2 separate regions of the Homo sapiens genome follow, and region 1 is linked to region 2. A link is a contact called in ENCODE Hi-C data. All regions are on one chromosome and are shown on one strand. Each heading gives the region's core, a stretch centred on a gene start or an enhancer-like site at or near the end of the contact. The rest is flanking DNA. Distances are from core to core; before and after follow the strand shown. Region 1 overlaps NDUFA10 (NADH:ubiquinone oxidoreductase subunit A10). Region 2 has its middle 120 kb from the start of MIR4786.

Region 1 (2,700 bases), core at 187-2,686, 180 kb after region 2:
CCAGGGCAGCTTTGAATGCAGCCCAACATAAATTCATAAACTTTCTTAAAACATTGTGAGTTTTTTTGCCTTTTTTTTTTTTTAACTCATCAGCTATCGTCAGTGTTATTTTATGTGTGGTCCAAGACAATTCTTCTTCTTCCAATGTGGCCCAGGGAAGCCAAAAGATTGGACACCCCTGCTTTAAATCATCTCTAGAGTATGTATAATACCTAATGCAATGTAATACAATAATATAGTATTATAATATCTAATACAATGTAAATGCTATATAAATAGTTGTTATACTGTATTTTTACATTTTTATTATTTTTTTATTGCTGTGTTATTTTTATTGGCTTTTTTCCCAAATATTTTTGATCCAAGGTTGGTTGAATCCAAGGATGCGGAACCCAGGGATACAAAGGGCTGACTATATTAGAAAAGAAAAAAGATCTAAAGTCAATAAGCTTAGGAATCTATAGAAAAAGAACAAGTGAAGCCTAAAGAAAGCAGAGAAAAAATAATAAAACTAGGGTATACATCAATAAAACAGAAAACAACTGGATAAATCATCAAAACAAAAACCAGGTTCTTCGAAAAAGTTAATAAATATGAAGGGAAAATTCACAAAGAGCAAATAAATAGCCAATAAAAATATAAATTGAAGTTTAGTGTTTATAAAATGCAAAGTAAAACAAATACTTGTATGGGTATCAGAATCGAAAGTTTTTGTTTGCATTTTGTTTAATTATATTCTTTATAGGGAAATTCAGAGAACCAGGTCCAAGTATGAATACTGGTACACATATTCCGGAGAATCATTTTGCAAAAACTCAATAGCTGTAAAATGCGTTCATATACTCTGACCACTTTTATACCTTAAGTAACCTGAAATTGAACAAGAAGGGGTACTACATGCTCTTTACTGTATTATGAACATGAAGAAACTGAAATAATCCAAGAGATCTATTTTAAAGAAACAGTAAATTATGCAGATTATGTAGTGTCGGAGAAGTCAAAACTTTTTCTGTAAATGGCCGGATAGCAAATACCAGGCTTTGAGAGCTATATACAGTTTCCATCACATAATCCTTCCTTTTCCTTCCAATCCTTTAAAAACGTTAAGGATCATTCTTAGCAGCTGACGGCTGGATCTGGCCCACAGGCCAAACAGTTTGCCAAGCCCTGATTTGCATCTCAATCAATGGTAAGTGCAGCATATATGGGGAGCCATGAAAAAATCAAATTTTAAAATGTTTAACAAAACAGGAACATGCTCAAAATATTGGAAGTAGAATACAAAAATACACACAAGATATATTTAGAAATATATGCACACACAAATATTTAAAGACTGGAAGAACCTGCATTCAACTGTTAATCCTGGCACTGTGGTGGCAGAAGCGCAGGTGATTTGATTCTATATTCAACCTTTGTTCCCGACTTTCTCTTCCAAGAGGGTGTGCCTTTGGCCTCTCATCCACTTTGTCATTTCAGTCCCCTCACCCCTCCCTCCTTCACTTTCCTCCTTACCCAGACTAAGCGTCATGGTTCACCACTACTCACATGCGATTTTGTCTGTGCTCAGTTCCCTTGCCCCTCTCTTACAAAACCTCAGTCCTGTTAAAATCCCAGGCTCTGCCCAAGGTAAAAAACCACATCTCCTAGGTTCGGATTTGCCTCCCCTGCCTGAAGTTTTTCTGCCAAAAGCACAGCTCTTGCGCTCTCAGAAAGCCTTTCCTTCGCCACACACAGAGCAGGCCTATGCTGCTGTCTGTGGCAGGGCCTCCTTGCGAGGCTGGCCCTTGGTTGGCTTCTGGAAACTCAGCTTCTAAAAAGTGCCCCATGCTAATGAGGCTGGGCAGCAAACTCAGCCCTACCAGGGTACGATGGGAGTTATGGAGAACACCTGCCTTCTTTCTGGGAGTCTGGAACCTGAGTAGTTGCGAAGCAGAGGATTCCTACGTGACCAGCCCCCAGTAAAAATTACGGGCAGTGAGTGTCTAAAGGGCTTTCCAGGCAGAAATACTGCCCATATGTTACTGTATTTTTCACTGCTTGAGAAAGTTGCTCAATCAATGTGTCAGTGTCCCTCACAGGAGGAAGAGCCTGTGCATGGATTTCTCCAGAGTCCAACATGTCTTTTTTTGTATTGATCTGTCTGCGTATCTGTCCTCATTCACTGTGATAAATCTTATTCTGAACAGAGATAGGCAGCTACCACAGAGGGAGCCCCCAAGGCTCCAACCCACAGCACACAGGCTCAGGATGCTGCACCAGGTAAGGACCACATGGAGCTGAGCTGCTGGCAGAGGGGAGGAGGCTGTGGGAACCAAGGAAGCTACCAAAGTGAACTTGGGTCTCCGAACTCACCACAGAAGCGGGGACTCCAGGAATTCTGTGGCAGGTTGTTTCTTTCTCCCTCTACTTTATATGAAAAACACCTGCAGTGACCAACTCAAGACTATGAATGGTCATCACCGCACAATGACATGGTGGCTGCCCCTGTTTCACGTAGGGATGCACGTTTTCATTCTGGACAGGGAACAACGGTGAATGCCGACCGTCCTCTGCATTCTCTGGGTGGACAGTCTGGGGCTGTTTTCCACCTGGCCCTTTAGATCTCCTCTCTACCATTCCTCCAAGGTGCTCTGTGCCCAGAGGCTGGCTCCTTGCATCCGAGGGGCTCTACTGCCCTCTGACTTCAAGCACAGCTGG
Region 2 (2,700 bases), core at 70-2,569:
TCCAGAAACGTGTGTGCGGCCTTGAGATGGGAGAGCACTGAGGGGACCTCGGGGGAGGCCCGGCAGAGGACACAGCTGCCTGCAGGAAGGCCTTAAAGCTCAGAAGGTCACCCGAGAGGGGCTGTGACTTTCCCATAAGGGAACAAGTGTCCAGCGGGGTGGGTGATGCTGTCACCTCCCAGTCACAGCTCTCCAGGACATTCCAGAATTGACAACCAGTGCACCCTACAGTCTGTATCCAGCAGACATCAGCCCACCCCTGCCCAGGGCCATCGGCTGCCATAAATGGGGCCTCTGTCTTGAATATGTGGGTTCCTGGGTCACCCAGCATTGTGTAAGGAAGGTGTCTCTCAAGATGAGGAGTGGAGGGGGCACAGCTGCTTCTGTGGCTGGACTCTGGTCTTGCACACCAAGGCTCTGTTTCTTCATCTGCAAACAAGGACAATTTGCCCTGAGCCCCTTCCATGTTGGCTGGTGAAGCCACCGCCCAGGTCTGGTGGGAGTCCCCAGGGAGGGAGTGGTCCTTCAGCAGTGCCAGGCAGGGGTGCCCAGGGTCTGCAGGGGCAAAGGGGTGGAATTCAGAGTCCAAGAGACAGATGTGCTTGGAGGAGAGGGGGCCGTCTTCCAGGAACCTGGAGGGAAAGGAGGAGAGGCTCTGTCTGGGGACAGTGGCCGAGTGTCAGAGCCTCTTTTTGAACCTCAGAAACAGGTTGTTTAAAGAACTTCTCCCTCGAGTTCCACTCCAGAAAGTAGCAGCAGGAACACGATCCAATCAGCAGCAGCATCAAACCGCCTGTGTGAAGTCATCCATGCAGCCGCCCACACACGTCCTCTGCCTTATCTGGTATCTGATGATTTTTCTGGAGAGGAGCCATGTCAAAGCTGGGATGCCTGGCGCTCCTGGCCCAAGGATCGGGACAGTGCCCTCTCCCTTCCTCTCATCCCCACGCAGGTGCCCGTCCAGCTCGCACTGATCTGTGCGTATCCGTGCTGCAAGTGCTTGGGCCTTTGCTGGCACCTCCGTTCCTGTGGCCTCAGCCCCTTCTCCCCGTGCTTCGATTTGGGCACTTTGCCCTTCCTCTCAATTTAGCGGGGGTATCACCTCTCCTGGGAAGCCCCCCATGGCATTTCCAGTCCAGTTTCATGACTGCACCTTTGGAAATCTCTGTCCCCTGTGTTGAAATGACCCACATCCTTGTTTTCTAGATCATTTATGCCTTGAGAGTAGGAACTCAGGGGCTTCAGCTCTCTGCCACCAGCACTGAGCACACAGTGGGCATTTGATCCTGGCCATGACAGAAGAGGGAAAATCAGACCCACCTCCCAGGGAATCAGGAGCAGGTGGCCAAAATCAGAGAGATGGATGCTGGGAGGTCATCCAGACAAACAGCCTCAGTGTCAGGCAGGGCTTCCAAGGACAGATGGGTGGATTCTGCTGTGATCCCAAGAAAGAGGAGAGGGGGAGGAAGCAGAGGTCTGATGGCGTCACCTTAGAAAGGCCACGTGGGGGCAAGGGCGGGGCGGAGAGTTCCCAGGCAGAGATTGGAGGGAAGGCAAGACAGGGGTCATCCCAGCCAAGGCCAGGACACCGCTGGGGCCAGAGCTGCTTCGGATGAGGGCAAGGGAAGCCAAGGACAGTTGTGACACTTTGTGACCACCATCATTAACTTCAGGCGGTGACTCTGACAGCACAGACAGGCACAATAGCATGCTGTGCTCAGGAGGAAGAAAACACGCAGGGACCCAGGAAAAATAAGTGATTCCACTGTAACGCACTGGGAGGGAGCCTGCCAGCTTCTATGTGAAACAGTCCTCAGCACCACATCACCCAGCTGTCACAGGGCCAGGCTGTTATCACCCCGTGCAGAAGGGAAGGACATGGCGCCTGCTCTCAGAGCTGGTGAGCTGCAGGGCTGCTGTGTGGATCTGTGCCTTTGACACTGAAGCCCAAGTGCTTCTCCAGAGGAGTGGACACTGGGCCCAAGGAGGCAGCACGGATCTGCCCAGCCCCGGCTTTCTGCCATCCACCAGCACAGGAGTGTCTGTGGAGTAGTCCTGGAGCTCTGGCCATCTGACGCCTCCACGTCTAGAATATACCAGGTCATATTCAAACAGCAGGCTTCCCAGCCAGCTGGAGCAGATGGACCCACCGCTTTCTGCCTCCCCAACTTTCCCAAGGTCAAGAAACATCCCACACTGCTCCATTTCACCCCTCATGAACCTGCAGCCTAATGGGAGCATCAGCCCCAGGCAGGAGCAGGTAAGACCGAGGCTAAGACCACGGGACTCCAGGACAAAGAGAAGATACTGGAATTGGGCTCCTTCCTGGGCAAGGAAGGGCCCTACCTCAGGAGAACAGCTGGGGTCTAAGCTGGCAATGGGAAAGGGGGGCTCTGGCTGGAAGGCAGAGGGCTGAGAGCAGAGGCAGAAAAGCCACCATGCTGGTAGGGAAGGGGTGGCTCAGGAAGACAAGGATCCCTGCAGGTGGCAGGCCCAGGAGAGTGCAAGAGGACAGCAGTCACACGGCACAGGGAGGAGGCAGGACAACAGATCTCAGGGCTTTGGAGAGAGAGCCTGAGATGTCCCCGGATAACAGGACTCAAGGGTGCCTTAGGGGTGCCGTGCCCCTTGCACAGAGAAGACTGAAGACAACAAAGAGGGAGAGATCATCACTGGGGAACGGTTCTTAATAAACCATAC

Evidence for each region. Hi-C counts contacts between places; a loop is a spot of excess contacts on that map. Pooled maps may share reads with other maps.
Region 1: a map of CD14-positive monocyte shows a loop between it and region 2 (2.5-fold over the local background). The contact joins two enhancer-like sites. A Hi-C loop is called at or near these places in 8 of 168 maps with a recorded cell type or tissue (CD14-positive monocyte, HCT116, PC-3 and 5 more), 8 of 37 single-sample maps with no recorded cell type and 14 of 50 pooled maps.

What each region holds. Positions count from the first base shown.
Region 1 is chr2:239,996,740-239,999,439 of GRCh38, forward strand. All of the region lies in intron 8 of NDUFA10 (NADH:ubiquinone oxidoreductase subunit A10), which reads right to left. Among named protein-coding and RNA genes, the nearest start is that of NDUFA10, 27 kb to the right of the region's middle. Within about 2 kb of position 1,437, at least 2 of the 41 ENCODE cell types and tissues checked have a DNase peak (open chromatin) inside an H3K27ac peak, as active enhancers do.
Region 2 is chr2:239,819,477-239,822,176 of GRCh38, forward strand. No RefSeq gene overlaps it. Among named protein-coding and RNA genes, the nearest start is that of MIR4786, 120 kb to the right of the region's middle. RefSeq lists an enhancer at 1-333. Within about 2 kb of position 1,320, at least 2 of the 41 ENCODE cell types and tissues checked have a DNase peak (open chromatin) inside an H3K27ac peak, as active enhancers do.